Regions from separate parts of the Homo sapiens genome. Here region 1 is linked to region 2. Evidence: read pairs that join two places in POLR2A ChIA-PET (ENCODE). Cell type or tissue: MCF 10A. All regions are shown on one strand. Each heading gives the region's core, and the rest is flanking DNA. Links, peaks and the distances in the headings are about the cores only. Region 1 holds the start of PHLDA3 (pleckstrin homology like domain family A member 3). Region 2 overlaps CSRP1-AS1 (CSRP1 antisense RNA 1).

What was found. Peaks named below come from ENCODE experiments on the same cell type or tissue, not always from the same donor. Only the 100,000 strongest peaks of a DNase experiment are listed, where the experiment ranks them.
Region 1: POLR2A ChIA-PET joins it to region 2 with 5 read pairs; 10 of 35 experiments call an interaction of 5 or more read pairs at or near these places.

Annotation. Positions count from the first base shown.
Region 1 is chr1:201,464,833-201,481,081 of GRCh38, forward strand. It overlaps PHLDA3 (pleckstrin homology like domain family A member 3), which reads right to left and starts at 4,356. Exons shown (of 2, transcript NM_012396.5): 1 at 3,509-4,356; 2 at 1-1,346. The coding sequence starts at 3,954. The coding sequence ends at 3,571. RefSeq lists enhancers at 3,536-3,595, 3,666-3,805, 4,027-4,741, 4,256-4,375 and silencers at 3,876-4,185, 4,396-4,625, 15,686-15,775. In MCF 10A, for the core only: no CTCF peak of the experiment used is centred there; DNase peaks (open chromatin) are centred at 10,489, 11,259 and 11,949.
Region 2 is chr1:201,518,602-201,534,850 of GRCh38, forward strand. CSRP1-AS1 (CSRP1 antisense RNA 1) reads left to right here. Exons shown (of 2, transcript NR_160747.1): 2 at 14,823-16,183. The region is part of intron 1 of LOC124904484 (a long non-coding RNA gene); the gene reads right to left. It also overlaps the pseudogene RPS10P7. Among named protein-coding and RNA genes, the nearest start is that of NAV1, 12 kb to the right of the region's middle. RefSeq lists an enhancer at 1-261. In MCF 10A, for the core only: a CTCF peak has its summit at 12,325 (motif pointing right); a DNase peak (open chromatin) is centred at 12,350.

The DNA of each region.
Region 1 (16,249 bases), core at 9,708-13,707, 55 kb before region 2:
TGCGTCTTGCTGCTTTGTCACCTAGGCTGGAGTGCAGTGGTGCCATCTCAGCTCACTGTAACCTCTGCCTCCCAGGTTCAAGCAATTCTCCTGCCTCAGCCTCCCCCAGTAGCTGGGGCTATAGGTGTGTGCCACCTCACCTGGCTAATTTTTGTTTTTAGTAGAGACAGGGTTTCACCAAGTTGGCCAGGCTGGTCTCAAATTCCTGACCTCAGGTGATCCACCCACCTCAGCCTCCCAAAGTCCTTGGATTACAGTTGTGAGCCACCGTGCCAGGCCTTCACCCTGTTGAAATTATTCCTTTTAACCCTCCAGGAGGGAGAACTTACTGTGTAAATGTATAAAGCCTGAGAGTATAAATGACAGGGAGACAAACTCTGCCCAGAAAGCTGAGGCTTCTCCCAGGGTAGCAGGGGCAGGGTAGCCTCCTGTAGAAGAGACATTCATAGGGACTGAACTGACCAGCTTGACATCCCTCGGTCCAGAATCTATGGGCCCTCCTTCCTAGGACCACCAAGGCCCTGTCTACTGGGGTTTTAGTGTCTCTGCCTATCCAGGCTGGAGACTTCAGAATGGGTTGCAAATTGGGAGATTAAGGATAAAGAGAGAGATGCTCCAAGCCCTGGGTCTTTGTGGGCAAAGAATTTCACTCAGCAAACTGTGTGGTTACTGCCCTTTGCAGGGCATCTTCATTTGGGGAAAGACATGAAATGCTAATGGCCAAACCCCCCCTCACCCCCACCACCTTCAGGCCGAACACCGCAGTGGGGGGAAGATGCGTAGAGGTGGGGGAAGAAGTGTGCAAAGAAAGGGCCTGGATGGGTGGGGGTCCCAAAAGGACCTAAGCAGCAGGAGACCCCCAGGAGTGGGCTTTAGGCCCAGCAGCTCCCCCTTCTCAAGGTGAGTCCAGAGGCCATTCTGGAGTGGGCCTGGGTACCAGGCCCTGGGTACTCCTTTTGGTACCAGGCTGGCCTCCTGATTCCTGAGGCGTTGGCTCGGCACCCCATGGGGGACTGCCCTCCTCCAGGCCTGGCACAAAGCCAGGGGGCTAAGAGCAGTCTGCAGGACAGAGGGCAGGACCACAGCAGGGAGGGGGCTCCTATGCCAGCTCCCCCTCATGCCATATGAGGCCAGGCCTGTGGCTCGAAGCCCCTGAGCTGGGCATGTCCTGAGAGTCTGGGACCATCCAGGGGCTGCATCTTCATCCTCAGCCCTGCGTAGCCTTCTGCCCTCCTCCCAGGGCTCGTCCATTCCTTCAGCTCCAGCGCCTCCTCCACACGTCCATGCCTTCCACCTTGCCACATGGAGCACAGCCGTGCCCCCACAAGCCAGAGGGAACAACGAAGCTGGCAAGAAAGAACAGCAGTTAGAGCAGGGGCAACAATGGAGAAAGGAGTATCTATTATGAGCTTGGGCATTTTACACCAGCACTTCCCAGCCTTTTCCATAAACATGGAAAACATTTTTTGCATACGTACTGTGGTAAAGGAATCTGCTTCCTCCCAGGCCCCCAAGACCTGAGGGATCAATGTGGATCAATCCTCAGCACAGGGGGTCTGCCTTATACCCCACTTCTCAGCTAAACCCTAACTACAATGTGGGAGGGCATTAACAGGACCATCAAAGTGGGGTATGGCACTAGATGGGGCCCCAGGCTCACTAGGACTCTCTACTGTTGAAGACATCTGCAGGCGGGTAAGGTCGCCTAGGAGGTGGTAGTGGGGAGAGAAGGATCTAGGTTTCCACTGGAAAAATTAAGGCTAGAAGGAAGGCTAAATCCTTTCTCAGCCCTACTCCTACTTCTCACAAGAAGGGAGTGGCATCTGGGGAAGAGGGCACAGGGCTGAGAGCCAGGGCTTCCAGATTCTATTCCTGGCCCCTCCCCTGGGCCTTCCTGACCACAAATCCGCCCCCCACTCCCTGCCCTACTGCTCATAGAGGATTAAGACATCACAAATAACAACTCATGACCCCATCCTGCTGCACCCACCCACCCTGCCCCAGTGCCCCATGCCCTCCTCCAGCTTCTCCTTCCCTGGCCCAGCCAGGCCTGACTGGCACTCAGGGGCAGGTAGACAGCTAGGCCCCCACCCCTTGGCATCAGTGGCCCAGCCTCTGGCGCAGTTGCCTATCCTTCAGCTCCCTTGCTCTCCTAACAGTGAGCCCTAGGGCTCAAAACCCACTGTCAAGAATGGGGACCAGGTGTGGTGGCTTACACCTGTAATCTTAGCACTTTGGGAGGCCAAGGTGGGCAGATTGCTTGAGCTCAGGAGTTCGAAACCAGCATGGGCAACGTGGGGAAACCCCAAATCTACAAAAAAAAAAATTAGCCAGGCATGGTGGCGTGTGCCTGTAGTCCCAGCTACCTGGAGGCTGAGGTGGGAGGATCGCTTGAGCCCAAGAGGTTGAAGCTGTTGAGGCTGCAGTGAGCCATGACTATGCTACTGCACCAGTCTGGGCGACAGGTAGAGATCCTGTCTCAAAAATATATATATAGGCTGGGTGCAGTGGCTCACACCTGTAATCCCAGCACTTGGGGAGGCCGAGGCAGGCAGATCACCTGAGGTCAGGAGTTCAAGACCAGCCTGGCCAACATGGCGAAACCCCATCTCTACTAAAAATACAAAAATTAGCAGGGTGTGGTGGCAGGCACCTGTAATCCCAGCTGTTCTGGAAGCTGAAGCAGGAGATTTGCTTGAGCCCAGGAGGTAGAGGTTGCAATGAGCCAAGATCACACGACTGTACTCCAGCCTGGGTGACACAGCGAGACTCTGTCTCAAACAACAACAACAACAACAACAAACCATACACACACACACACACACACACACACACACACACACACACACATATGTAGAGGAGGAGCTGGATCCCTCAGGCCCAGTCCAGCCAAGGCGGCCCACTGAGGCCCCACCTTCCACTGAGGCCCCACCTTGGGAGCCGGACTCCTTGGCTCTATTTGCAACCCTTGATGGTGCCTTCGCCATCTGGGAGATACTGTCTTTCTACATCAATTCAATGCTCAAACTTTATGACAAGCATTCAACCTAGAGGGAAAGAGGGTCGGCCTCCACGATCCGCGTCCCCACCCTCGGTTGTCCTCAGCTGCCAGAAAGCCGAAGTCCAGGAGCCCTGCTCTGCGTGGAAAGCAGAGGCCCACAGCCTGGGGCAATGTGCAGGCCAACCTCCCTCTACTTCCTTCCACCTGAGTCAGGGCTGAACCAACTTGAAAGAAGGCTCATCTCACCCAGGTATCCCCCTCCCAGGGCTTCCATCTTCCTCTCACACACCTGGATCACATTCTGGACCGGCCAACCTGGTGCCTCAGGGGAAAGTCCGGATCTGCTGGGTTGGCCACTGGCCCAAGCCTCCCATGCCCTCAGTTGGCCCCAGGAACCTCCCCCCTAAGATGTCCGGCTCTGAAGTAGAATGCTAGTCCTCATTCTCTCTGTAGGGGAAAGAGAAGGGAGGGAAGGAGAGAAGAGGGCCCAGTCCCCCGGGGGCTTACCTGCCTTGACCTCAGCACTGAGGTGGTGGGTAGCATGAAGGAAAGATGGTGCGCCCGGTGGTTTAGGACACGAGGGTCCCGGTCCCGAGGCTCTGCCGGGCCCGCACTGTCTGGATGGCCTGCTGGTTCTTGAACTTGACCAGGCCTAGGGTGATCTGGGCGTTCCAGCCGGGATCTTCCAGGGGGCAGCGGAAGTCGATCTCGCCGCCCCCTTCGGTCACCAGCGTGAAGTAGATGTGGCGCCCGGTGCTCTCCACGCACTCCACGGCCTTGATGCGGGCGAAGCTGAGCTCCTTGGGCCGGCCGCCCGTGCCCTTGGCCTCGAAGAGCTGCAGCCCGCGTTCGGTGAGGACGCAGCGCTTCCGCTTCCACAGCTGCAGCAGCCCGCCGCTGCGCTTCTCCAGCACGCCCTCCTTGAGCACGGTAGCCGTCGCCGCCGCCGTCATGGGCGCCCCGAGGTTCGCGGAAAGCTCCAGGCTGCGGCGGGCGCGGCGCCCCTCTCGGCCCCGCAGCGCAGGATTCTGGCGCCCCGGGCTGGCAGGCCGTGCGCGCTGCCCACCTGCGCCCTGACTGCTCCGCGCACCCACACCGCGGCCCTCAGCACCCGGCTGCCGGTGAGGTGGTGTCGGTGCCCCCAGCGCGCTCCGCGCCCACCGCCCCGCTTCAGCCGGCACCCGCTCCTCCGCTCTACCCCAGCTGGCCCAGCCCGACCCGCCTCTGCCAGATGCCTCCGCGCCTCCCTAGGCCGTGAGCCCCACCGCCCGCCCGTTCTCTTGCTCCCCTGGGCTCTGTCTGCGCGCTGGGCGGCAGCTCGCGGGATGTGCCCTTACATGTTCCGCCGCTCGCCTCCTGCGCCGCCCGCCCGCAGCGCATTCCTACCCTGGCCGGCCCTCCCCTCCGCGCCGCGCACCAGCTCCGGCAGGGCCCCGGGGGCGGGGCCGCAGCGGGGGCTCAGTCACTCACTGGAGGCGCAGGGCGCGGGGCGGGGAGGGCCGGGACTGAGAGGGGGCTGCTTACTCAACAGCCCAAGCCTTCTGGCTGCCGTCTGCCGCTTCTCGGAACCGCAGCTCCCCCAGGCCTTGAATGAAGGGGGAGATGGCGGGGAAGGGAGGGGGAAGGCGCATCTCCTCGATTGGAGAGCGCGCTGCTAGCAAGGGGGTGGGCTTGCTTGGCGAACGCGCAGTGGCACCAGTTGCATGTTAGGCGTCAGACAGCTGCTGGTTACTTGGCACGCCATGGGGCCCCCAGCCTCTGCATCAAGCCCATGTTGGGTTCCTCCTCCATCGCCCGATTTCTCTGTGCAGCACCCAAGAGAGGCTGTCCATCGCTGCCTCTGCTTGGACAGTTCACCTGCTCCTACTCCTACCCCCATGCATTGCGCGGGGAGGCCTGTAGAGAGTAGCCAGTGCCAACAAAGGAGAGCTGAGGCTTGAGGTCATTCATGCCCTCCTCGTAGTGGGGGAGGAGGGACCCCCTCCGTGACCTGGGGATGCCACTGTCTGCAGTCCTCTCCACCGCACACTTGCAGGCGCCGACGCTGGACCGATGGCACAGCCAGTCCCAGGTGTAAGCGCAGCTCCAACCTTGCTCCTTCCGCTCCGCAGATTCTGTCCTCCCTCGGCCTTCCCCAAGAATGGACTTCTCCCGCATACAGAGCTGGAGGGGAACGCAGAGGGAGAGGTCTCTTTCTGTTCTGGCTAGAATATTGTGTAAACACAAGAGCTTTGCAGAGTTGAGTTCAAACCTCTTCTCCCTTGTTGGCTGTGTCCTGCCCACCTGGGGCAACTTTACTGACCTCCGTCAATTTCCTCATCTGTCGAATAGGAGGATTAATTTATTCTCATCTCATGGGGTTGTCCTGATGAATAAGTTGGATAACATTTGTGAAAGACCCAAGACAGGACCTGACAACTCTTGAGTCTCAAGAAATGTTCTTCCTCCCCTCTCCCCACTCTTATTCCCTTTAGAGAATGATGGGGGCCCTGAGATTAAGCCAGGCACTGGAAGAGGGCTCTCTTAGGTCCTCATTCTGTCCCCATCTTGATCAGTTCCTCCAGGCCCACAGTTTCTTAAAGGTCTATTCATCAACATGTTAATAATAGATTCTTACGGGAGTAATGATATATAATAATGACAGTAATAAGACCTCTTTGTACTTACACCCTGTGTTGCCATCCTCCTGCCCAAAGAGCAGAGCCTAACAGATACAGGGAAGGTCCTGTTGTGGGGATAGGAGTGCGCTCCTCTGCAGTCCCAAAGTTAGGAGATGAGAGAAGGGAACTGTCAGTGTCTCATCCATAACTCTTTATACACACACACACACACACACACACACACGTGTGACGACAACTAACTCCTAACTCCCAGAATGCCCCTCCAGGAGAGGGAATAGACAGTGGCATTAAAGAAAAGACAAAGACAGGTGTCTCCTGAGGCCCAGAGAGCAGCAGAAGAGGGAGCTCGAGGTGGCCACGGCCCTACCTGAGGGACCCACAAGGTCTCAGCCTGCCTGCCAGCCCTGCCCTCCCATGGCTCCTCCCCACCACTCCACAGGGGTCTCCTGGGTGCACCAACCTGGCACAGTCCTGCCATGATCCAAAGTTCTCTCTCTGAGGAAACAGGGCCCTAGATCAGGCTCTACCCCTAACTCATTTTTTTGTTTTGTTTTGTTTTTGTTTTTGAGACGGAGTTTTGCCCTCGTTGCCCAGGCTGGAGTGCAACGGTGCGATCTCGGCTCACTGCAACCTCTGCTTCCCAGGTTCAAGCGATTCTCCTGCCTCAGCCTCCCAAGTAGCTGGGATTACAGGCATCTGCCACCACACCTGGCTAATTTTTTGTATTTTTAGTAGAGTCGGGGTTTCTCCATGTTGGTCAGGCTGGTCTCAAACTCCCCGCCTCAGGTGATCCGCCTGCCTTGGCCTCCCAAAGTGCTGGGATTACATGCGTGGGCCACTGCTGTTTTATCTCTACCAGTTCCTCTTCTCCCCACACTGGGTCTGGGACTCATTCATGCTCTTTCCAGTTCCAGGTGGATTCACAGTTGTATGGGCTTCGTACAGAGCCCTCTCACATGTTGTAGATGCTCATGATAGACAGATATTATTATCACTGTGGGCGTTTTACCGATGAGAAAAATGAGACCCAGAGAGGTCAGATAATGTAAATGGCGTCACATGGCTTTGAAAATGGCAAAGTCCAGATGAGAATGCATGGTGGCTAACAGGGCCCAGGATCGTTTGATGATACATACCCATACTGCCCATACATGAACATCTGAGTCCACATAGTTCCTTTAAAAATGATCCAGTCACCCATACTTTTCTCTTCAGCTTACTGAGTTGCGAGGTAGCGGGCTTTTGGACACAGGAGAAGGGAACATTGGATAGCAAGAGTGAGCAGATAAAGATGGGGGTGGGGGGCCATTGGAGGAAATTTAGCAGGACATACTCTACTGCTGGAAGGGTCTTCATCAGCTAAGCATCCAGTTCCTAACACGACAACGTCTTCCTGGAGGCCTGAATGGGTCCTTGGAACCTGGAATCCTGTCCTCCAATCTCAAGACCTCTGGGACTAGGGGAGATGATTCATTCCAAATCTTTCCCTAGAACTGGCATCTTGCCTGGTAGCCACATCTGGGAGAGGCTCAGGCCCAGGCTGGATTATTTGGGCCATCAGAAGGATCAAGAAGAACTCAAAAGCCAGGGGAGCAGCGTGCAGAGAGGGCTGGTGCTGCTCCTCCCTTCCTGCTGAGGTATCCCTACCCATCCCCTGGAACAGGAGCTCTGACTTAAACTTCTTGGTTAAGTCACTGGGCTGGAGCAGTGCTGGGCCCTAGAGATACTTACCCAATTCTTTTTTTTTTTTTTTTTTTTTTGAGATGGAGTCTCACTTTGTCACCCAGGCTGGAGTGCAATGGCACAATCTCGGCTCCCTGCAACCCCCGCCTCCTGGGCTCAAGTGATTCTCCTGCCTAAGCCTCCCGAGTAACTGGGATTACAGGCGCCTGCCACCATGCCTGGCTAATTTTTGTATTTTTAGTAGAGATGGAGTTTCATCATGTTGGCCAGGCTGGTCTCGAACTCCTGAGCTCATGATCTGCCCACCTCAGCCTCCCAAAGTCCTGGGACTACAGGCGTGAGCCACCGCGCCCCATCACTTACTCAATTATCATTGACTTGTTAACTCCACATCTGGCTGATGGACAAAATGTCCCATGGTAGCAGCCCAGAGCTGGCTTCTCCCTCTGCCCACCCCAAAGAGAAAGCAGATCTGCACCGTCAGTAAATCCAAGTCCGGCTGGAACAGGCTAGACTACAAAATGGCCCCAGGGAAGAATGTGCTGGAAATGGTTCTAGCTAGGGCTGAGCCACACCACCTCCACACCTGTGTGAGAAGGAGGAAGTCCAAGTGGAGAGGAGGGGTCCCTCTGGGTGGCTACCCAGGACAAGGCGGAAAGAAAGATGGGAATAAGGCGGGTTAGAGGTAAGAATGAGACCCAGAGAGATGCAAAAAGTAACATAGCTTTTGTTTTCTATATTTACTTAATTCTTTTTTTTTTTTTTTTAGATTGAGTTTTGCTCTTGTTGCTCAGGCTGGAGTGCAATGGCACGACCTCGGCTCACTGCAACCTCCACCTCCCGGGTTCAAGCGATTCTCCTGCCTCAGCCTCCCTAGTAGCTGGGATTACAGGCGCCTGCCATCATGCCCAGCTAATTTTTTGTGTTTTTAGTAGAGACGGGGTTTCACTATTTTGGCCAGCCTAGTCTCGAACTCCTGCCCTCAGGCGATCCACCAGCCTCAGCCTCCCAAAGAGCAGGGATTACAGGCATGAGCCACTGCGCCTGGCTGTCTACTTAATCTTATATAAATTCTTCATAAATTGTTAGACTCAATCTAAAGAAAAGTGTTGAAGACAATTTATTAACAAAACAAGACGTACATTAACACTGCAAAAACTTTAAAACTAAGGATGATATCACTCCTTTGCTCAAAAGCCACCAGAGTCTTCTCATCTCATTCTGAGTAAAGCCAAAGTCATTGATGCTACCTGCAAGGCCCTCTAAGACCTGCTCTTCACTTTCTGATCTTACCTCCTGTACTTTCCTCTATCCCTGGCTCCAGCCACAGTCCTCACCATCCCTTGAACTTGGCAACCATCCTTCCTCAGGGCCTTTGCACCTGCTGTCCTCACTGTCTGGAATCCTCTCTCCCAGATCACCAAATGGTTCATTTTTTCACCACACTAAGCTGTGTTCACGTATTACCTTCTCAATGGGGTCTTCTCCCAACACTGTGTTTAAAGCCACAACCCCCTTCCATAGATGTACATACACACACTGTATCCCGTCCCTGCTCAATTTTTCTCTATGGCACATATTAGCATCCACAATTGTATTTTTCTTACTTATTGTCTATCTCCTTTACTTGTGGGCTCTATGCCAGCGGGGAGTTTGTTTTTTGTTTGTTTGTTTTTTTGAGGCAGAGTCTCGCTCTGTCGCCCAGGCTGGAGTGCAGTGGCGCGATCTCAGCTCACTGCAAGCTCTGCCTCCTGGGTTCACGCCATTCTCCTGCCTCAGCCTCCTGAGTAGCTGGGACTACAGGCGCCCGCCACCATGCCCGGCTAACTTTTTGTATTTTTAGTACAGACGGGGTTTCACTGTGTTAGCCAGGATGGTTCCAATCTCCTGACCTCGTGATCCGCCTGCCTCGGCCTCCCAAAGTGCTGGGATTACAGGCGTCAGCCACCGCGTCCAGCCTATCTGTTTTTTTTACCCCTGTGGCTCCAGCACCTAGAACATTGCCTAATACACTGTAGGAACTGAATGAATAATTATCGAATGAGAAAATGAAATGACAATGTACCTGACAAAAACTGGGAGGTGGAAAAGGATAATGCAGAGGAGGGGAAACAATCAATGCAATCTAGAGTTAATGAACTAATGAAAAGAATGTAACTGCATTATTTAAAACAATGGAAACCACTAGATGGTTAAAGGAGATTTTTAGGGCAGCAAGACTATTTTGTATGATACTATAATGGTGGATACGTGACGTTATGCATCTATCAAAGCCTGCAGAACCATACAACAAGAGTGAGTTTAAACCATGAACTTCAGTTAATAGTAAATGTATGAATCTTGGCTCATTCATTGTAAAAAATGTAGCACATTAATGCAAGATGTTAATAATAGGAGAAACTATGGGGGAAGGGTAGGTATGCAGGAACTCTGTTCTATCTGCTCAAATTTACTATACATCCAAAACTATTACAAAAATTAAGTATTTTAATTAAATACCAAAAATAAATGGTTTGCCTGTAATCTCAGCACCTTAGGAGGCTAAGGCATGAGGATCGCTTGAGCCCAGGAGTCTGAGACCAGCCTAGGCAACATAGTAAGATCTTGTTTCTCCAAAATCATTTTTTAAATATAGCCATAGTGGGGTACATGCCTGTAGTCCCAGCTACTCAGGAGTCTGAGGTGGGAGGATGGCTTGAGCCCAGGAGTTTGAGGCTACAGTGAGCTATGATCACACCAGTGCACTCCAGCCTGGGCAACAGAGCAAGACCCTGTTTAGAAAAGTAAATAAAAATTTAAAATAAATTGTTAACAGTTTCTCTAGGTAACAATGAAGAAGAAAGATAGAGACTTATTTTTTCATTGTTCACCAATCTGTATTGTTTGATTTTTTTAAATCCTGTGCATGCATTGCTTCTCTAAAAATCTAGTTAACTGCACAGTACATAAATGTTCATGCGGTGCAGCAGTTGAAAATACACAGATCTACAGGTCTTAGTAGGTTGAGATGCCTGAAATACGTTGTTTCATGGGGAAACATTACAGTACAGTGAGTTAATAAGGTATATAGCATGGCCACAATGAACAAAGTCCACCTCTGTTGTACAGGTTATATCTAACAGGATTCAATTCACAGTGATATGTTACTTATGGAATGTCCAGGATGGGGATGGGCAGTGTGAGAATGCCTGTCATTTTATGAGCATGCTTCAATATGGTTTGGATGTCATACTCATGTATTAGGCATATTTTTAAAATAAAATAAACACATAGGTATTACATAAGTTCTTGAAATAGAATTTCAAACGCAAGGGCTGGCTTCAGAGCAGGGGTTGATTTAGAGGCTTGAATGGCAGTTATTGGCCTCCAGGCATTCCCAGGATTCCCCAAGGTGGGCACATAGAGCCTCCTGATGTCGGGTGTGTACACTAGAACCGAGCAAACCCAGAGCTGAGCATGCAGCCCCTCCTGTCTCTGTAGTTCTGGAGAGAACTCCCCAACCTTGGGGAACACAAAAAAGGGGCTGGTTCCCCCACAGGACCCTGGGCACCTATTCCATTATCCCCTGGCAACTGGAGTTGGAAGGCTCATCTAGGCTGCCTCAATTTGACCCCCAGTCCAGAAAGAGGTGTGTGGCATAGACCAGCGCTTCTCAGACTGCAGTGTGCAAATGGATCACCTGGGGATCTTGCAAATGCAGATTCTGATGGAATAGGTCTAGGGTAGGACCTGAGATTCTGCACTTCTAGAAGCTTCCAAGTAACACTGATGCTGCTAGTCAACAGAACATACTTTAGATAGCAAGGGTCTAGAGCAGCGGTTCTCAAAATGTAGTCTCAGGCCAGCAGAGTCAGCATCAGCTGGGAACTTGTTAGAAATACAAATTCTAGGCTCCACCCCAGACCCGGGTTTGGAGCCCAGCAATCCGTGTTTGAACAAGCCCTCCAGGTGATTCTGACGCCCACGTGTGAGAACCACTGGTGTAGGGGAAGGAGCACTCAGGTAGGAGACAGGACACCCATGTCCTAGCCTAAGCTTGGTGACACCTTACACAATCACTTCCTCTCTCTGACCTCAGTTTCCTCATCTGTAAAATGAAGGCTGTCAAGTTCTATCTTGCAGATTCAGTGCATATTTGAAAAAAAAAAAAAAGCCTGGCTAGTTTATGGGAGCTATGTAACCCCTGTATAGGCAAGAAAAGAAAACATCACTACTCCTTCCTCAACCTGTTCCCTGGATTCCTCAGGCCAGGTAGTGCCTCCTCACCTAGATGGGGCATGAAAATGGGTCTGTTCACAGCCCTGCTCCTCCCCACCCTGCTTCTCCCTTCAGGCTTCTGCACCCACCCTCCAATCCACAGGTCCCTCACTGCTCTCCTCTCCCTGGGAGCTGGGGGCTGGGAGACCCACTCCAGCTGACCTCTCCCTCAGACTTCTCCTGACCTGCTCGCACCGCTTTGATGTACAGCCCTTTGTTCCAGGACTTTGGGGTTTCCTCGGATCTCTGTTTTTCTAAAGGGAAACAGAAGGAAAAACCCTACCAAGGTTTCAAGTCTCTGATGACTTGGGTTTTATGGGCACCATTGCGACAGACTTCAAGTGGGCAGCAACTCTGCAGCCGACCCGCCCAGGCTTGCTCCTGGGCCTGGCTCTCTCAGTGGAAATCCCCTCCCACGCTCAGCCCTTTAATCACTTTCCAGCCCAATAACTTTCCTGATTCACCAAGAATCCCTTTCGTCTTGAGAGCACCTACTGCCCCCTCTGATGGGGCTGAGTCTGGGCTTGAAGGCATTTGATCCCAGCGTGGGTCTTACAGAGATTGGACTTGTGGGCTAATGGTTCAGGTTGGGGCCTGCAGAATTTTCCTTTTTCCCATGCCATCTTGGCATCTGGGTGCCCATGTTGTAGGAAAAAATGGGCTGCCCTGGAATGAATCTCTTCCTTGAGGACACTTGACCAAGGGGCAATGACACTAGGAGGAGACTGACTGATACCCAGGAAACTAGTGGCCTCAACCAATATGCCAATAATAGCCATGAAACCCTTGACATAAAAGTTGCTTTCTCTTTTCTTCTAGTAATAATGTGCTTTAAATGCAAGTAACACTTGAATACATTTTTGTTGCAAAAGATTCAAAACATGACAGTATCTTTTCACCACCCTTCTAGTCCCCCAACCCCAGAGACAACAATCACTTAGCTTGGTTTGGGTCTTGCCAGATATTTGTTTTTACTTTTCACACATCTGCACCCAGACTAGTATAAAGCAGCATTCTCAATGGTAATGTAAGGGAGTTGGTTGAAGGATTCGTAAGTCCCCTTCCAGCTGTGCCATTTTCTGCATTTGTGGGTGGCTTTTCCCTCTCCTCCTAAATAGGAGACATTCATAGGCTCTCCCTAAAAGTATGGGGGGAGGGGGAATGCACAGAGGAAAATAGGAAAGGAAAGGTCACAGTGTCAACAGCAGTTCCTTCGAGGTGAGGAGATCATGGATGAGTTTTTTACCACTTGCCTCTGATTTTCAAATGTTTCATCATGAGAGTTATAAAGATTATTATTCGTGAGTATGACTTTGATAACAGGGAAGCTCCTATGCAGTGCCATTGTCAAGATCAGGCAGAGAAGGAGGCTGTGAGTTGTCCAGCCTGAGGCTTAGGTCAAGGAGAAATTAACAAATTGCTCAAGGCAGAGGGGTGTGTGGAGGGGCTTAGGGAGGGGAGGAAGGCTCATGGCATATTCTTGGATGTGATCTACAGGAAGATTCATAGAAAGGAACTTCAGAGTAAATCCCATTGTGTGTGAATTAAGAATTAAGTATTCTTAATTCTTAATTCAGGCCCTGGGCTAGACTTTAGGGACACAATGGCAAATGGGTGAATCAGAGTTCTCTACTTAACAGGGACTAGCAAAAGAAGGGGAGGAAGAGTTCACATCTTTAGGAATCCCACCCTACTTTTGCAAGAAGATATTCCTTCCTACTGAAGAAGACCCCAGAGTTAAGCATTAGATCTTTGACAGGCTACGATCCTGACTTTGTAGAAATATGGTCTCCATACTTGACTCGGCCTATCTAAGGTGATATTGGTATGTGTACTAGTTAGGATGGGCTAGGTTATGCTGTGCTAAGAAACTCCTCCCAAACCCAATAGCTTAACATAGCAAAGGTCTTCCCACTCATACCATATGTCCTACTTGAGCTGGCAGGGGAGGTATATCTGCTCCTTGAGATATACACATATCCAGGTTGCTGGAGGTTCCATCACACCTACTTCCACACTCTCCACAACAGGGAAAAGGGACATGAAAACTTACATCGTGCCTATTAAAGAAGTCTGCTCAGATGGCCAGGCACGGTGGCTCACGCCTGTAATCCCAGCACTTTGGGAGGCTGAGGCAAGTGGATCACCTGAGGTCAGGAGTTCAAGACCAGCCTGGCCAACATAATGAAACTCCGTCTCAACTAAAAATACAAAAAAATTAACTGGGTGTAGTGGCAGGCACCTGTAATCCCAGCTACTTCAGGAGGCTGAGCCAGGAGAATTGCTTGAATCTGGGAGGCAGAGGTTGCAGTGAGCTGAGATCACGCCACTGCACTCCAGCCTGGGCGACAAGAGTGAAACTCCATCTCAAAAAATAAAAAATAAAAAATAAAAAAAAAGAAGTCTGCTCAGAAGTGACACTTCTGGTCTCAATTAGAGGCCACAGCAAGCCACATCACCACATCAAAATTCAAGGGAAGAGGCCAAATGTAACCCTTAAATGTAAACGTAGATATTACTGTGTGTCCAGGAATATCTGTGAACATCTCTTAAAGGACTAGACAGTGTGATTGCCATGGGACTGCTGGGTACCCAGAAGGCAGAGCCACAGAGATACCTCTTCACTCCTCCAGCAGGGAGCAACAATCCCCCTTGGCCTGGGACCAAGACCTTGAACTCTCTTGAAGAGTCAGGTTGAGGTCAACAGAGTGGAAATGTAGAAGGTTCAGGAGCAGGTGCTTCTGAAAAGGAACTAAGGGCTTGTCCAGGCATGGAAAATGCCCACTAAAGGCTTTATTCACGATAATCTGCTTCCTGAATTTTCATGGCCTTTAGGGTGAGTCTTTCTAGGCCCATAAACTCAGGACATCAGAGTTGGGTGGATCCCCTGAAGCTTGGCTGTTCAAGTGTGGTCCCAGGATCAGCAACATCAGCACCACCTACCCCTGGGAGCTTGTGAGAGATGTCCAATTTCAGGCCCCACCCAAAACTAGAATCTGCATTTTAACAAGATCCCCAGGAGATTCATATGCACATTAAAGCTTGAGAAGCATTTCCTCAGAACTAATTTAGGCCAACGTCTTCACTTCGCAAATGAGGAGCCGACACCCAGAGGGGAGGAGGCAGGCCCAAAGTCACAGAGCTGGTTCCAATCCTGGCTCCACCACTTGCCAGGGACTTGAGTAAGTCTCTAAAATTCACTGAATCTCGGTTTCCTCTTATATAATAAAGGGATAATATAATTACCTCCTAGTGCTTATATGAGGATCAAATAAGAAAACATCTAGACCAGTGCCAGGCACATAGTATGTGCTCAATAACTGTTAGCTATTGCTATGGTCCTAACTCACCATTCCAGCACCAGGCCTCATACTCCCAGTACATAATTGTCTCCTCTTAAGGCAAGGATGTTAGGTATAGCACTGCAGCGATGGGACCTGGACCCAGCTGCCTGCATTTATATCCTGCTCAATTTGACCTTGAGAGGGTTGCTGAATTGTTCTTTGGTTCTTGGCTTCAGTTTGATCAGTTATAAGTGGGTAAAATGACAGCACCTACTTCATAGGGCTATTGTGAGAATTAAATGAGTTAATGCATTTAAGGTCTTCAAACAGTCTATAGCATATATTAAGCACACGAGATGGATGAGTAATGTGACAATTAAGTGAGTTAATACATTAAAGGTCTTCAAACAGTCTATAGCATATAGTAAGCACACAAGTTGGATGAATAATAATGTTTCCAAAATGTCCAAAAGAAGACTAGGTTGGAGGAAGTTGCACCCTAGAAAGGCAGGGGACAGGCGTTTCTCAGGGGGAGCTGCCTCTGTTTTTTCCCTTTGACCTATTGCAAGTCCCCAGTCTGTTTCTCTGGCCACTGGACGGCCCCCAACCCCTGGCTGTGTTTTTCCTCCTCCACTGGACTCACTGGGCTCCCTGGTGCCTCCATCAGGAAGCGCTGAAAGGCCAGGGGATCTCTGGTGGGGAGGGGCGGACTCAGGCAGCCGACAGCTGTCTTCAAATCTCTGAAGCGCTGTCATGCAGGAGAGGGATTAGACCTGTTCTGGATGACTCTAGGGGACAGAAATAGGAAGTTCCAGGAAGTCCTCTCTAATCATTAGAACCGTTCAGAGGCAGCCCCAGCTGCGGGGCGGGGCGGGGCGGGGCGGGGCGGGGCGGGGCGCGGAGCTGTTGGCAGCTAAGTGGTTGAGGTTGAGCGGCCGGGTGGAGGCCGGCACCTACTAGGAGGCTGGGCTGGTCCGCAGGTTCTCAAGCCCGGCTGAGCCCGGGCAAGCGTCAGAGAATCACCAGAGCAGCTTGTCGAATACAGATTCCCAGGCCCCACCCAGGCCAACCGAATCAGAATCTCTAGGGGTGGGGCTGGGAATCCATTTTTAAAGGCTTCCCCAATGATTCTCAGAATAAAGGTTGGGCTTGGAGGCGGGGCCGGGGCTGGGCGTGGCACGGAGGCGAGGCGCGGGGAGGGCCGGACCTTCCAGTTGTTAATCCCTGTGTTCCTCACTCCGCCACACTCACCTCCACTGATCTAAGTCGGGGGATCGTTCCTCGCTGGGTGCCCCCCTCACTTGATCTTAGCCAAAAGGTCGAGAAGCGATTGGGAGCCCCTCTCGAATAATTTCTGTGGCCCTTGATTCAGGGATCACTCCCACACTTAATAGCAGCTCTAA
Region 2 (16,249 bases), core at 10,566-14,565:
TTTTATATAACTTAAGGGAAAGCTTCCTCTTTGCCCTCTGAAGGATCACTGAAAAAACAACTGATGAAAGGCAGATTAATTGGAGACAAGGCATATAAATTTATCAACATGCACGCGGGGGAGTACTGCAGAGTTACCCTAACCTCCCAGTGGGGTATAGGAGCTTACATACCATCTTTTTTTGTTGTTTTTTTGAGACAGGGTCTCACTCTGTCACCCAGGCTGGAGTGCAGTGATGCAATCTCGGCTCACTGCAACCTCCACCTCCTAGATTCAAGCAATCCTCCTGCCTCAGCCTCCTGAGTAGCTAGGACTACAGGTGTATGCCACCATGCCTGGCTACTTTTTGTAGTTTTTGGTAGAGATATGGGGTTTCACCCTGTTGGCCAGGCTGGTCTCAAACTGCTGACCTCAAGTGATCCGCCCGCCTCCGCCTCCCAAAGTGCTGGGATTACAGGCATGAGCCACCATTCTCGGCCCATACCATCTTGAGGTTACAAAATGAATGGGGACTCAGAGCATGGCCAAAAACAGATTATAGTGGTAAGCAGGTTTTAGTGGCAAGACACCTTATGGGAGGGGGAAAAGATGAGGCCTGGCTAGCATAAGTGGTCTTGTTAGGTAGATGAAATCTCACAGGTAGCAGCCCTCAGAAAGAATTGATGGTAAATACTTCTTTTCGACCTTTAAAGGTGTCAGAGCCTCAGTTAATTGTTCCTAAATCTAAAGAGAAGCCCCACATAAGTGAAGATTTTATCCACTGATGCAAATCTCTCCCACCAAAGACAGCTTTGCAGGGCTACTTCTGTTTGCAAGGCCCTTTGAACAGCTGTCTCAAAATATGTCAAAGAAGGATATTTTAAGGTGAAATATTTTTATTTCTTTCACTAACGTGTATAAATACTTCATTCCTTTTTTATTGCCAAATAATATGCACGGACATAGGACATTTTATTTATAAAGTCATCGGTGCTGGGTAAGGTGTCAGAGCCCCGCGTCGAATAGTGGTTGACTCGCCGCTCGCAATGGCTCACACCTGTAATCCCAGCACTTTGGGAGGCCAAGGCAGGTGGATCACCTGAGGTCAGGATTTCCAAAGTTCCAGACCAGCCTGGCCAACATGGTGAAAACCCGTCTCTACTAAACATACAAAAATTACCCAGGTGTGGTGGTGCGTGGCTGTAATCCCAGCTACTCGGGAGGCGGAGACAGGAGAATCGCTTGAACCCGGGAGGTGGAGGTTGCAGTGGGCCGAGATCGTGCCATTGCACTCCAGCCTGGGCCACAAGAGTGAAACTCAGTCTCAAAAAAAAAAAAAAAAAAAAAGGGGGGGTTGACTCATGGGTTGGTAGGAAGAATTTACTGACAACAGTATAGGTTTGAAAAAGGAAAGTTTTATTAGAAAGAAAGAACGTGCCTTTCCAGCCCCCCACCCGGACCCTACAGCCACCGAGATGTTGATGCCTAAGAAGAACTGGATTGCCATTTATGAACTCCTTTTTAAGGAGGGAGTCATGGTGGCCAAGAAGGATGTCCACATGCCTAAGCACCCGGAGCTGGCAGACAAGAATGCGCCCAACCTTCGTGTCATGAAGGCCATGCAGTCTCTCAAGTCCCGAGGCTACGTGAAGGAAGTTTGCCTGGAGACATTTCTACTGGTACCTTACCAATGAGGGTATCCAGTATCTCTGTGATTACCTTCATCTGCCCTCGGAGATTGTGCCTGCCACCTTACACCGCAGCTGTCCAGAGACTGGCAGGCCTTGGCCTAAAGTCTGGAGGGTGAGCGACCTGCAAGACTCACAAGAGGGGAAGCCAACAGAGATACCTACAAACGGAGTGCTGTGCCCCCTGGTGCCAACAAGAAAGCCGAGGCTGGGGCCGGGTCAGCAACCAAATTCCAGTTCAGAGATGGATTTGGTTGTGGACGTGGTCAGCCACCTCAGTAAAATTGGAGAGGATTATTATGCGATGAATAAACTTACAGTCAAAAAAAAAAAAGAAAGAAAGCTGCAGAAGAGTGCAGTGAGGTGCCTCAGCATGAGAAAAGTAAGTGCGCCACGGCAGACTTTTCCTTAGGGGTATTTATGGACCTTAAAGCAGGAGCTTAGGAGTAATGTGGACCATATTAGCCACATAGGTCATGATACGTGATTACATTTGTAGATATTTTGGTGCCTTAATGTCAGCAAGGGCTGCACAACGAGTTTCAACATGCATTTATTCAGGAGATGTACAGAAATCCTAGTTACTTAAAAAATTTTTTAAAAGCCTGGTACCAGATGCTTGCTTTAGAATAATAGGGACATCTAATTACTTCTAAATTCCTCAGATAAGAAATGTTGCCTCTGGATGGTCAGCTTGATGGTCACCAGGTGATCTTTGCTCTCCTCAATCAGTTTTTTTGTTTTTTTGTTTTTTATTTTTTTTTGAGATGGAGTTTCATTCTTGTTGCCCAGGCTGGAGTGGGATGGCGCGATCTCGGCTCACCACAACCTCTGCCTCCCGGGTTCAAGTGATTCTCCTGCCTCAGCCTCCCAAGTAGCTGGGACTATAGACACACACCACCACACCCGCTAATTTTTGTATTATTAGTAGAGATAGGGTTTCACCATTTTGGCCAGGCTGGTCTTGAACTCCTGACCTCGTGATCTGCCTGCCTCGGCCTCCCAAAGTGCTGGGATTACAGGCGTAAGCCACCGCGCCCAGCTATTTAAATCTTTTACTTATTTTATATTTAATTTTTTTCTCATGACGCAGCCCTCAGGAGATCTTGAGAACATGTGCCCCTTTTTACCTATTTTTCTTTCTTTCCTTTTTTTTTTTTTTTTTTTTTAAGAGACAGGGTCTCGCTCTGCCATCCAGGAGAGAGTGCAGCGGTGTGATCATAGCTCACTGTAACTTGTAACTTCTGGACTCAAGCAATCCTCCCACCTCAGCCTTCCGAGTAGCTAGAACTACAGGTGTGTGCCCCTATGCCCAACTAATTTTTGAATTTTTTGTAGAGACGGGATCTCAATATGTTGCCTAGGCTGCTCTCAAACTGCTGGCTTCAAGCAATTCTCCTACCTCAGCTTCCCAAAGTCCTGGGATTACTATGCCTCGACTTTACCTATTTTTAAATTATTTGCCTTTTTATTATTGTATAAAATTTCTTAAACTGATGTTCCACAAATGTAGTATCTGGAGACCTGTGTGTTCTCAGTCAGGTTTGTTTAATGTGGCTCTTTTTTTCCTTCTTTCCTTCCTTCCTTCCTTTCTCTCTTTTCTTTTCTTCTCTTTTTTTCTTTTTTTTTTTTTTGACAGTGCCTTGTTCTGATGCCCAGTCTGGAGTGCAGTGGTGTGATCTTGGCTCACTGCAACCTCCACCCACTGGGTTCCAGCGATTCTTCCACCTCAGCCTCCTGAGTAGCTGGGATTACAGGTGAGTGCCACCATGCCCAGCTAATGTTTGTATTTTTAGTAGAGACAGGGTTTTGCCATGTTGGCCAGGCTGGTCTCCAATTCCTGACCTCAAGTGATCTGCCCCCATTGGCCTCCCAAGGTGCTGGGATTACAGGCGTGAGGCACTGCGCCCCCGGCCCTGTGGGACTTTCATTTTAATGGACATCTGCCTCTGGCAAAGATGGAGTAACAGGTATCTTCCTGCTTAAAACAACAACAGAGGGCAAAATATATCAAACAACAGTTTTCAGGACACTGGAAATAGGCAATAAAGGAGAGTGGTCTATGAGAGATGAGAAACAAATGAGGCGCCCTCTGATTGTCCCAGCTTTCCATGTGAAAGAGCTTCCAAGCTGTGGCGCAGCAGAAGGAACCTAAGCAAAGCTCAGAGATTTCCTGAATTGAGAAGGAGCTGAGTCTGGAGAGATCAGAAAGTATAATAAATTAGCGGTTTCTTTCTACAGGGTCAGAAAGTAAGTTAGCAGTTGTTAGGGCTGGGGTGGGGGCACAGAAGAGTGGAGAGTGACTTGTAATGGGTACCAGGTTTCTTTCTGGGGTGATAAATGTTCTAAAATTAGACTGTGGTGATAGTTACAGAACTGTGTGAATATACTAAAAACTATTGAAATTCATTAAGTTGTATATACTAAATATGTACAGCTTTTCGCATGTCAGTTATATCCCAATTAAGTAGTTTTTTTAAATCATTGAGTTGTACATTTTCTTTTCTGTGGGGGTGGGGCAGGGCAGGTCTCACTCTGTCACCCAGGTCGGAGTGCAGTGGCGCGATCTCAGCTTATTGAAGCCTCAACCTCCTGGGCTCAAGCAATCCTCCCACCTCATTTTTTTGGATTTTTTGTAGAAATGAGGTCTCATCCAGCCTGGCCAAAATGGTGAAACCCCATCTCTACTAAAAATACAAAAATTAGCCAGCCATGGTGGCAGGTGCCTGTAATCCCAGCTACTTGGGAGGCTGAGACAGGAGAATCACTTGAACCTGGGAGGCAGAGGTTGCAGTGAACCAAGACTGCGCCATGGCACTCCAGCCTGGGCAAGAAGAGCAAAACTCCATCTCAAAAAAAAAAAAAAAAGGTCTCATTACATTGCCCAGACTGGTCTCGAACTTCTGGGCTCAAGCAATTCACCTGTCTCAGCCCCGCAAAGTGCTAGGATTACAGGCACGAGCCACTGTGCCCAGCTGAGTTGTATATTTTCAATAGGTGACTTGTTTGGTATGTAAAGTGTATATTAATAAAGTTGTTTTAAAAATTAAAAGTGAAATAAAGACATGTTCAGACATGTGAAAGGGGAAATAATTCACAACAAGCAGACCCCAATATAAGAAATGTTTAAAGTAAGTCCTTAAGGCGGAAGTAAAAAGAAGGAACAGAGATAAAGATGATGTCTTATTTTTCATTGGAAACAATACAAGCAAGAAGACAGCAGAGTAACATTTTTAATTTCTTTTAAAAAATTGTCAACAAAGAATTCTATATCTAGAAAAAATATCTTTTAGAAATAAAGAGTAGAAGAAATGGTAGCTACATGGTTAAAAAATACGATTTTAAAAAAATTATTTAAAACTGGCTGGGTGCAGTGGCTCATGCCTGTAATCCCAGCACATTCGGAGGCCAAGGCGGGCAGATCACTTGAGGTCAGGAGTTCAGGACCAGCCTGGCCAACATGGCGAAACCCCGTCTCTACTAAAAATACAAAAATTAGCCAGGTGTGGTGGCGGGCGCCTGTAATCCCAGCTATTAGGGAGGCTGAAGCAGGAGAATCGCTTGAACCCGGGAGGTGGAGGTTTCAGTGAGCCGAGATAGCACCACTGCACTCCAGCCTGGGCAACAGAGAAAGATTCCGTCTCAAAAAAAAAAAAAAAAAAAGGAAAGAAGAAAATTATTTAATACTTTTAAAAAGATAGTTGACTATTTAAACAAAAATAATAAGAATGTATTTCAGGGTTTATAACATTTGGAAAAGTAAATGCATGGTTATAATAGTATAAAGGTCAGGAGGAGACAAATGGAAGCACATTATTGCAAGGTTCTTATACTATGCATGAAATGGTATAATATCACTTGAAGGTAGATTTGGGTAAGCTAAAGATAAATAGTATGAATCCTAAAGCAACCACCGAAATAACAAAACAAAGAGTTATAGCTAATAAACCAGCAAAGGAGATAAATGGAATTGTGAAAATACTCAATTAATCTAAAGCAGAAAAAGAGAAAAAATTGAACAAAGAACAGATGGGACAAATAGAAAATAAACAATGGAGCCAGGTGTGGTGACTCAAGCCTGTAATCCCAGCACTTTGGGAGGCCAAGGTGGGCGGATCATTTGCGGTCAGGAGTTTGAGACCAGCCTGGCCAACATGGTGAAACCCTGTCTCTACTAAAAATAAAAAAATTAGCCTAGTGTGGTTGCACGCACCTGTAATCTCAGCTACTCTGGAGGCTGAGGCAGAAGAATCTCTTGAACCTGGGAGGCAGAGGTTGCAGTGGGCCAAGACTGCGCCACTGCACTCCAGCCTGGGTGACAGAGTGAGACTCTGTCTCAAAAAAATTAAAAAATAAATAAATAAACAGCAAAGTGATAGACTCAAATCCAACCACATCAATAATCACATTAAATCTAAATGGCCTAAACACTTCATTTTAAAGGCAGAGACTATTAGATGGATTTTTTTTTAAAGTAAGACTCAATTATTTGCTATCTACAAGAAATGAACTTTAAATATAAAATCTTTAAAAGGATAGGAAGAATATACTATGCTAACATTAGTCAAAAGAAGATTGGAGTTGCTGTATTAACACCAGACAAAGTTGATTTCAGACCAGTCTGGGCAATATGGTGAAAGCCTGTCTCTACAAAGAATACAAAAAATTAGCCAGGTGTGGTGGTGCAGGCCTATAGTCCCAGCTACTTGGGAGGCTGAGATGGGAGGATCACCTGAGCCCAGGAGGCAGAGGTTGCAGTGAGCCGTGGTCATGCCACTGCACTCCAGCCTAGGTGACAGAGTGAGACCCTGTCTCAAAAAACAAAAATGAAATGAAACAATAACAACAAGAGTTGTTTTCAGAGCAAAGAATATTACCAGAGATAAAGAAGGACATTTCATAATGATTAGAGGTCATTTCATCAAGAGGATGTAATAATCCTATGTTTATGCACTTTAACCACCAAACAGAAGGAAAAGCTTCCACTCCCTGAAAAATGGAAACAAAACACAAAAATTATACTTAAATCTCTACTGCTAACCTCTACTGCTATTTCACACACAGGGTACAGAATACAAATTTTGTGTGACATATGAAGAAGTAGAAAACTATGACTCATAATCACAAGACAACAAGACCATCAGGTGATCTAGTTATGAGAATCAGCAGACAAAGGCTTTAAAACAACAATTATAAGTATGCTGAAAATTTTAAAGGAAAAAAAAACACACAATAGGTAAAGAGATAAGGTATTTCAAAAGAAATGGAAATTCAAGAACGAACTAAAGGGAAATTACAAAATTGAAAAATACAGTGTATGAAGACTTACTGGATGAGCTTAACAGCAAATTAGACACTGCAGAAGAAAAAAATAAGTGAATTGAATATAAGCTAATAAAAATTATCTAAATTGAAGTGGAGAGAGGAAAAAATGGTTGAAAAAAATGAACAGAGCATTAGCAAATTGTGGGATAATAGTAAGCAGTCTAACATACATGCAATTAGAGTTCCATAAGGAAAAAAACAATAAGGCAGAAAAATATTTAAAGAAACAGTGGCTTAAAAGTTGATGAAAAATAACAATCCACAGGTCCAAAAAGTTCAACTAACCCCAAGCAGGATAAACTTTTTAAAAATCATACTTGGGGCCAGGCGCAGTGGCTTATGCCTGTAATCCCAGCACTTTGGGAGACCAAGGCAGGCAGCTCATTTGAGGTCAGGAATTCAAAACCAGCCTGGACAATTTGGTGAAACCCAGTCTCTACTAAAAATATAAAATTAGCCAGAGCTGGACGTGGTGGCTCACACCTGTAATCCCAGCACTTTGGGAGGCTGAAGTGGGCAGATCACCTGAGGTCAGGAGTTTGAGACTAGCATGGCCAACATGGTGAAACCCTGTCTCTACTAAAAATACAAAAATTAACCAGGAGTGGTGGTGGGTGCCTGTAATCTCAGTTACTGGGGAGGCTAAGGCAGGAGAATCATTTGAACCCAGGAGGCAGAGGTTTCAGTGAGCCGAAATCACACCATTGCACTCCAGCCTGGGCGACTGAGTGAGACTCTGTCTCAAAAAAAAAAAAAACGAAAAAAGAAAAAAAATCACACTTGGTACATCAGAGTAAAATTGCTGAAAACCAAAACTAAAGAGAAAATCTTAAAAGCAGCCATAGGGGGAAAAGACACATTACATGCAGGGGGTAAAATATAAATGTGAGAGTTATTTCTCATCAGAGATCATTAAGCCAAAAATCCATTAACTGGTAAATAAACAAAATGTGCTGTATTCATACAATGAAATACTACTCAGCAATAAAAAGAAAAAAAAACTACTATAGCTATACCGAAATGAACCTTAAAAACATAATTCAAAGGCCAGGCGCAGTGGCTCATGCCTGTAATCCCAGCACTTTGGGAGGCTGAGGTGGGCAGATCATGAGGTCAGGAGATCAAGACCATCCTGGCTAACAAGGTGAAACCCCGTCTGTACTGAAGATACAAAAAATTAGCTGGGCATGGTGGCGGGCGCCTGTAGTACCAGCTACTCAGGAGGCTGAGGCAGGAGAATGGCGTGAACCCGGGAGGCAGAGCTTGCAGTGAGCCCAGATCACACCACTGCACTCCAGCCTAGGCGACAGAGCGAGACTCTGTCTCAAAAAAAAAAAAAAAAAAAAAAAAATTCTAAGTGAAAAGAGCCAGATGCAAAAGACCATAAATTAGATTATTTCATTTATATTAAATATCTAGAAAAGAAAAATCTATAGAGATAGAAAGCACATTAGTGGTTGCCTGTGGCTGAGGGTGAGATTGATTACAAATGGGTAGGAAGAATTGCTTTGGGATGTTATAAATGTTCTAAAACTAGGCTGTGGTAATAGTTACACGACTCTTTAAATTTACTAAAAATCATTGAATCATACCTTTACCATGGGTGAATTTTAGGCTATGTTAATTATACCTTAATAAAGCTATTAAAAAGGTGCTGAGACAGAAGCCACCAGTTTGGAAAGGATAAGAGAAAAACATGTAACAGAAAAAGGGCAATTGGCCACACTATAGAATTATTATATATCCAAGAGAAAATAACCAACAATATAATTGGAAAAAGATTAGGAAATAGGAATAGAAGGCAATTCTAATCTGAACAAACTTATGAAAAGATGCTCAATCCTATTAATAGTTGGTGAAATACAAATTAAAATCATGATAATCTACAATTTCACATCCATCTGGTTGTCCAAAAAAAGGGTCTGACAATACCAGTGTTAGGATGAATATGGTAAAGTTAAAGTGTCCAGGCTCTGCGGCCATCAGTTTCACTCCTGGGTAGACTACTGGAGAAACACAAATGTACACAATAAGATCTTTACAAGAATTTCCATAGCAGCACGGTTTGTAATCGCAAAAAAATTAGAAACAATAAAATAAATAGGCCAGGTGCAATGGCTCATGCCTGTAATCCCAGCACTTTGGGAGGCTGAAGCAGGCAGATCACAAGGTCAGGAGTTCTAACCAGCCTGGCCAACAAGGTGAAATCCCATCTCTACTAAATATACAAAAATTAGCCAGGCGTGGTGGTGGGCACCTGTAATCCCAGCTACTTGGGAGGCTGAGGCAGGAGAATCGCTTGAAACCGGAAGGCAGGGTTGCAGTGAGCCGAGATTACGCCATTGCACTCCAGCCTGGGCAACAGAGTGAAATTCTATCTCAAAGAAAAATAAAATAAAATAAATAAATTAGAATGTAGTTGTACAATGGAATATTATACAGCAGTGAAAATGAGTAAACTAAAGCTATATGCATTAACATGGATGAACTTTACAAATTTGTTGAGTCAAAAAAGAAAATTGTAGAAGAATATACACAGCATGATGTTATTCATATAGTTAAAATGCAATGCATATAGAGTGTATAATATAGTAAAAAAAAAACATATGCATGGGAATAATTAACTCCAAGTTCAGAATAACGTTTCCTCTGGGGGGAGAGAAAGGAATGCAATAGAGGAGGAGCTTAAACTATATTTGTAATGCTTTATTTCTTTTTTTTTTTTTTTGAGACGGAGTCTCGCTCTGTCGCCCAGGCTGGATGGAGTGCAGTGGCACGATCTCAGCTCACGGCAAGCTCCACCTCCCAGGTTCATGGCATTCTCCTGCCTCAGCCTCTGGAGTAGCTGGGACTACAGGTGCCTGCCACAACGCCTGGTTAATTTTTTGTATTTTTAGTAGAGATGGGGTTTCACCGTGTTAGCCAGGATGGTCTCGATCTCCTGACCTCATGATCTGCCCGCCTTGGCCTCCCAAAGTGCTGGGATTATAGGCATGAGCCACCGCACCCGGCCGTAATGCTTTATTTCTTAAACTCAGGGCATTTACAGATGTGATGGTTAAATTTTATGTGTCAACTTGTCTGGGCCAAAAGATGCCCAGATATTTGGTAAAATATTATTCTGGATGTTTCTGTGAGGGTGTTTTTGGTTGAGATTAACATTTAAATCAGTAGAATGAGTAAAGCAAATTGCCCTCTCTAATATAGGTGGGCCTTATCCAATCAGTTGATGGCCTAAATAGAACGAGAAAGGCTGACTCTCCCCTAAGTAAAAGCGAATTCCTCTTGCCTAACTGCCTTCAAACTGGGACATTGGCTTTTTCCTGCCTTCAGACTTGAACTGAAACACTGGTTCTTCCTGGGTCTTGAACTTGCTGGCTTTTGGATGGGAACTACATCATCAGCCCTCCTGTTTCTAAGGCCTTCAGACTTTGGACTGGAACTAACATGCTATAGACTCTCCTAGGTCTCCAGCTTGCTGACTCACCCTGCAGATCTTGGGACTTGTCAGTTTCTACAATTGCATGAGCCAATTCCTTATAATAAATCTCTTTCTCTCTCCCTCTCTCTATTTCTCCCTCTCCCTCCCGCCTCTCTTTCCCCCTCCATCCCCTCCCTGTCTATCTATAGTGTACATTCTATTGATTCTGCTTTTCTGGAGAACCCTGACTAATGGAACAGATATGTTTGTTATATTATTCTGTATACCTTTTGCAGGCCTAAAATAGTTCATAATAAATTTTAAAATAAATAATGAATGAATAGACGTTAAAATGTCAGATGCTATAGAGGGCAAGTAAAATGAGAACTGGAATATGTACATTAGATTAGCTATTAAGAGGCCCATGATTGCCTTTGTAGGAGTGTTCAGAGTGGAGGCCTAATGGTGATGGGTTGTAGAGTGATAGGGGGTCTACACACAATTCATGGAGTTTAACAACAAAGTGAAAAAGAGCTCTGGGTCTAGAGTAGGGTGCAAAGGAGAGAAAGGGTTGTGTTGTTGTTGTTGTTGTTGTTGTTGTTGTTTGAGACAGGGTCTCACTCTGTTGCCCAGGCTGGAGTGCAGTGCAGTAGTGCAGTCTCGACTCACTGCAACCTCCGCCTCCTGGGCTCAGGTGATCCTCCCACCTCAGCCTCCCGGATAGCTGGAACCACAGACATGAACTAATTATTTTGTATTTCTTATAGAGATGGGGTTTTGTCACCTTGCCAAGGCTGGTCTCGAACTACTGGATGCAAGCAATCTGCCCGTCTTGGCTTCCCAAAGTGCTGGGATTACAGGGTCAAGCCACCATGCCCAGACAGAGAAAAGAGTTTTAATAATGGAAACACTTCTCTGTGCTGTGGGGCTTCCATACTAATTCTGTTGGAATTATCAGAGTCCTGGTCCTCCTTTGGTCGCTATGACTATTCCAGTAGAGATTCTGGAAGACTTGAACTTCGTCTCTGTGGGTACAAAGTGATTTTTTTTTTTTTTTATGTTTCACTCTTGTCACCTAGGCTGGAGTGAAGTGGCACGATCTCGGCTCACTGCAACCTCTGTCTCCCGGGTTCAAGCAATTCTCCTGCCTCAGCCTCCCAGGTAACTGGGATTACAAGCACCCACCACCACACCCGACTAATTTTTGTACTTTTAGTAGAGCCGGGATTTCGCCATGTTGGCCAGGCTGGTCTCGAACTCCTGACCTCAGATGATCCACCCACCTAGGCCTCCCAAAGTGCTGGGATTACAGTCGTGAGCCACCACACCTGGTCTTAGTAAAGATTTTTCAAAGAGCACAGTGCTACTGTCTCTCATGGAAAGAAAAGTATTAAACCCATGATGATTACATCTTAGTCTAAGGGGAATATTAAACCCACAATAAATTAAGCTAAAACTTCACAAAGACTCTGCAAGGCGTTGGGGCAGGACAGGGGGTGGGTAAGGAAGGGGTTGATTGTAACTGGAAAATCTTGGGCTACTTGTGGATGGTGTTTTTTTTCTTTTCTTTTCTTTTCTTTTTCTTTCTTTCTTACTTTTTTTTTTCCTCCTAAAGGTTGAGCTTGGCTAAAGGAGTGTTGCTAATGGTTTCCCAATTTAGTTTCAAGGGGATTGGCAGCAGGGTTTTCCAGGCCACAAAGGCTGAAGGGGGACATACTATTAGTCTGTCTCACTCCTCCCAGAAACTCAGTCTGGGTTTACTGTAATTTCATCTTAGTCTCGTCAAAGGCACTCCAGATGAGGAGATTCTGAGCTGGGGTATTTCTTCCTACCCCTCCCAGACAGATTGCAAGGTTTTTCCAATACTGCATTCTCCCTGGGGCTCTCCCTGGTTGGCGTGGAGAGAAAAGCGCCAGCAGGGGTCAGCAGTGTCCCACATCTGGCCGGGAGCTGCTTGCCACATGTGCTGTTTCTTCTGGCACGGCACTGTCAGAGATACTGGGGAAATTGGCGAGCACCGTTCCATTGAGGCGTTAGCATCATTATGAGCATCGCAGGCTCAAGATTCCTCTCCCTGAAAGTGGGGTGGGCTGGATGAGTGGAGGGTGTGTTCTTTATAAGCACTATGTGGGGTGTGGGTGTAGAATCCAGACATCAGCAATGCCAACTCACCATCTGGTTTTCTATCGGGAGGTTTTTATGTGTATTGGCGTGAGCAATATATTGTGTCGGTCTGGGTGTCAGAGGACGCGTGTCAGAGTTGCCTTGTTGAAATTTTCCCAGGGACCTGGGATTTCTGGATTCACCCGGTATCCAGGCTCTCCCAGAGCGGCACTTTAGCTGGCCAAGGCCTGGAGCAGAGTGTGTGCAGCGCTCCCACGGCCGCCTGCCCGGGCCTGCCCCCGACACATGCTTAGTGGAATTCTCCCGTGGCAGCCCAGAGTCTCCGGAACGAAGGTCTCCACAGCCAAAGCCACGCAAGAGGCTCTCCTGCTCTCATTTCCAGACGCACCCTCATCCTTGGCCTCTCCCTGCCTCAGTTCTCTTTGACTCCTCCGGTCCTTGTTGCTGCTCAGCTCCAGGGCACCCCCACCTCCCAGGACAAGTCCCCTGACTTTACAGCTTACAGGCCCAGAATAACAGATGGCCAGAGGCATCCCATTCAAGACTCCCCGCCTCCTTCCTAGCTCCTCAGTCTCTCCCACCCCAATGTGGTGGTGCCCAGGGAGGGGGTCAGGAAACCACAGAGGGCCTGTGGGAGGCGTACAGCTGGGGACAAGCGTGGGCTGGAAGAGGAGCCCAGTCTGTAGCTGAGACTCCCAGGGCCTCATGACCTTCCAGGCAGCCTCCACCGCTGCTATGACAGGCAGATGCCCGACTTTCCACCTGCTTTCTGACCTGGCTTTGGCAAGGCCTGAGCACCTGGCCTGCTTTCCCAGGAGTACAGTTACAGCAGCTGATCTAGGGAACAGGTGTGGGCTCCGTGTCACAGCTGCTGCTGAGCACATCTGTACCCACAGTGAGGAGGCTGCAGCTGCAGCAGGGCCTGTCAGTCACTCATACTCTCCCCGGAGTTGGGCTGGGGGCACTGAAAGGGCCAGGGGTGGAGAGAATCTGAGATAAGCATTCACAGAGCACCTTGCTCCTAGAGATCCCAAAGTGTGACCCCTGACAAGGTTTTCCCACAGTCAGCCTCACTGGCACCAGCAGCGTGGGAATTAGGGCTGGATTCTCCCCTTCTGCCTTGCTTCCCAGCCCTTGGGCCACAGTCAGCTCCTCCTCCTTCCTGGCTAGCTCAGCTCAGCTTTTGCAGGATGGAACTCTGAATCCTGGCTTCCAGTGGCTCTCCCAGAAAACTAGGAGGGAAGTGCTTGGAAGAATGGCTCTTTATTCATGCAAATGATTTCTTGCCATTTAAGAGCCTCAAACCACAAAATCAATTAAAGAGAAAAGGGGAAGATTTGGGGGTCTGTGCCAGCCACTGGATGCAATGCTTTACCTCCATCATCTTATCAAATCTTCCCAGCAACCCTACTGCATAGCTATTATCAAGATCATTTCTGTTTCCCAGAGGAGAATTCAAGGTTACACAGTTAGGATGCAGTGAATCTGGGATTTGATTGCCGTCCTGACTCCAAAGCTTGCACTCTGACCACTGGGCCACACTGCCTCAAATCTCCCATTCTCTGTTAAATCCAACATCTGAGCCCCATTCTTTCTCCCTTGCAGGGAATCACCTGCCTACCTCCACCTCATCCATTTCTCACCACAGCTGGATTCACCTCTACAGCCTTTACCTCCAGTCGTATTTGGCAATTCATCCTTTTCCAGCTCCTATCATCCTCCCCTACCCTCACCAAAGTGGACATCGCAGCCTCTAAATCTGAACGGAGCTGACACCTAGCACCCACCCTCTCACCAGCTACCTCTGGGTTCCCCCACCCGGTATTCCCTTCCTCACATCCAAGCCTGTTCCCCTCAGGCCCTGTCATGGCCTGAAATAGTCTTTGCCCCTGTCTACCACTCTCCAGGGTCCCTCTTGACACCTACTTCTGCTTTCCCCTCTCAAGACACCTTTTCTTGGCATTTTAAGACTATTTACTGACTATTTATTGATATAGGAAAATGCTTACAGAATGTATTAGGAGTATCTTACACTTTTTTAATAATTATGTATGTAATACATGAATAGATTCTCCTTGTAAAAAACAAACTCAAACACACAGAAAAAGTTAATGACTCCCTTGATGACTGCCAGTTTGAAGTGTTTTTCCAGACCTTAAAAAAATATACTTTCATACAAGCATATGTACATATAGAAAGATATACTTTAATGGGGCATCTTTCATCATAAATTGGATCATAATGTGCAAATTGTTTCACAACTTTTATTCTCTGTTTGTTTTCAGACAGGGTCTCACTTTGTTGCCCAGGCTGGAGTGCAATGGCACAATCATGGCTCACTGCGCCCTCCACCTCCCAGGCTCAAGCCATCCTCCTATCTCAGCCTCCTGAGTAGTTGAGACAACAGGCATGTGCCACCATGTCTGGCTAATATTTTAATAAAATTTTTTGTAGAGACAGGTTCTCCATATGTTGCCCAGGCTTTGATTCTTCTAATGCTCGGTATTAAGACTCTATGACTGTGTATTATACATAGAGTTTACATGTGAGTAAGTTCTGGGTGGAGAGACACTATTCCTTGCTAGGGCCTTAAGAGTCTGGCTGCAGCTCTGCTATCACATGGGCAAAACCAGCTACATAATTTACAAGATCCAGTGCAAAATAAAAATGTGACATTTCTTGTTAAAAATCATTGTGAATTTCAAGATGGCAACAACAAAGCATTAAACCAAGCAGGGGGCCTTTCTAAGCTTGAGCCCCCGTGTGACTGCACAGGTCATATGCCCATGAAGCTGGCTCTGCAGAGACTAGCTGACCGTTGGACTGGCTGTGTCCTGGATTCTTTTAGTTAATGCATTCCGTGTTCTGACAATGGACATTCCTGTCTCAGCCTCCACATTGGATCTGGTCCCCTGATTCTGCACCCAACATTCCTCAGCCACATTCCCTGCTCCAAAGCCAGAGCTCTATGTATTCCAGCACAAGCAAAGTCCCAGGGTCCATGCCTGCCAGTCAGCATTGCTCTGGAGGCACCCACAAAGATGGCAAAGATGGGGGGTGAAGGGGGTATTGGACAATGATATTCCTGTGCCTCGAGTGGAAAGTCTCTCAGGAGATAAGAGAGGACTGAAGTACCAACCAAGAAACCCGGGTTTCATTCCCAGCTCTGCCACTAAATTTACTGTGTCCTTAATTGGCAAGTTGCTTAACATCTTGGCACTGTTATCTCTTTATCTGTTAAAGGAGAGAGTTTGATTAGATTGTCTTTAAGACCATTCCCACTTCCAGCTCTAAAAGTCTGTATTTAAGTGACTCTAAGAGACTGTAATAATAATAGATAACATTTGTTGACCATTACCTTATGCCATTTACATGTTGATTTAATGCTCATAACAACCGTATGAGGCAGGCACTGTTATTCCCATTTTACAGTTGAGAAAATTGAGACTCAGTTTAAAACATGCATGGGGAACAAGGTAGCTTTTTGGGGTGGTGGAAATGTTCTAAAACTTGGTTCTGGTCATGGCTGCAGAACTCTGTAGATTTAGAGTTGTATATTTCGAGTGGGTGAATTTTATAATATGTAAATTGTACCTCAATAAAGCTGTTGAAAAGAAATAAAGAAATGTGCTGAACTAGTACATGATCAAGCTCTCCACACTGCTATGGAGACTATCAAGACTCCTTTCCTCTGCATATATGTAGTATTTGA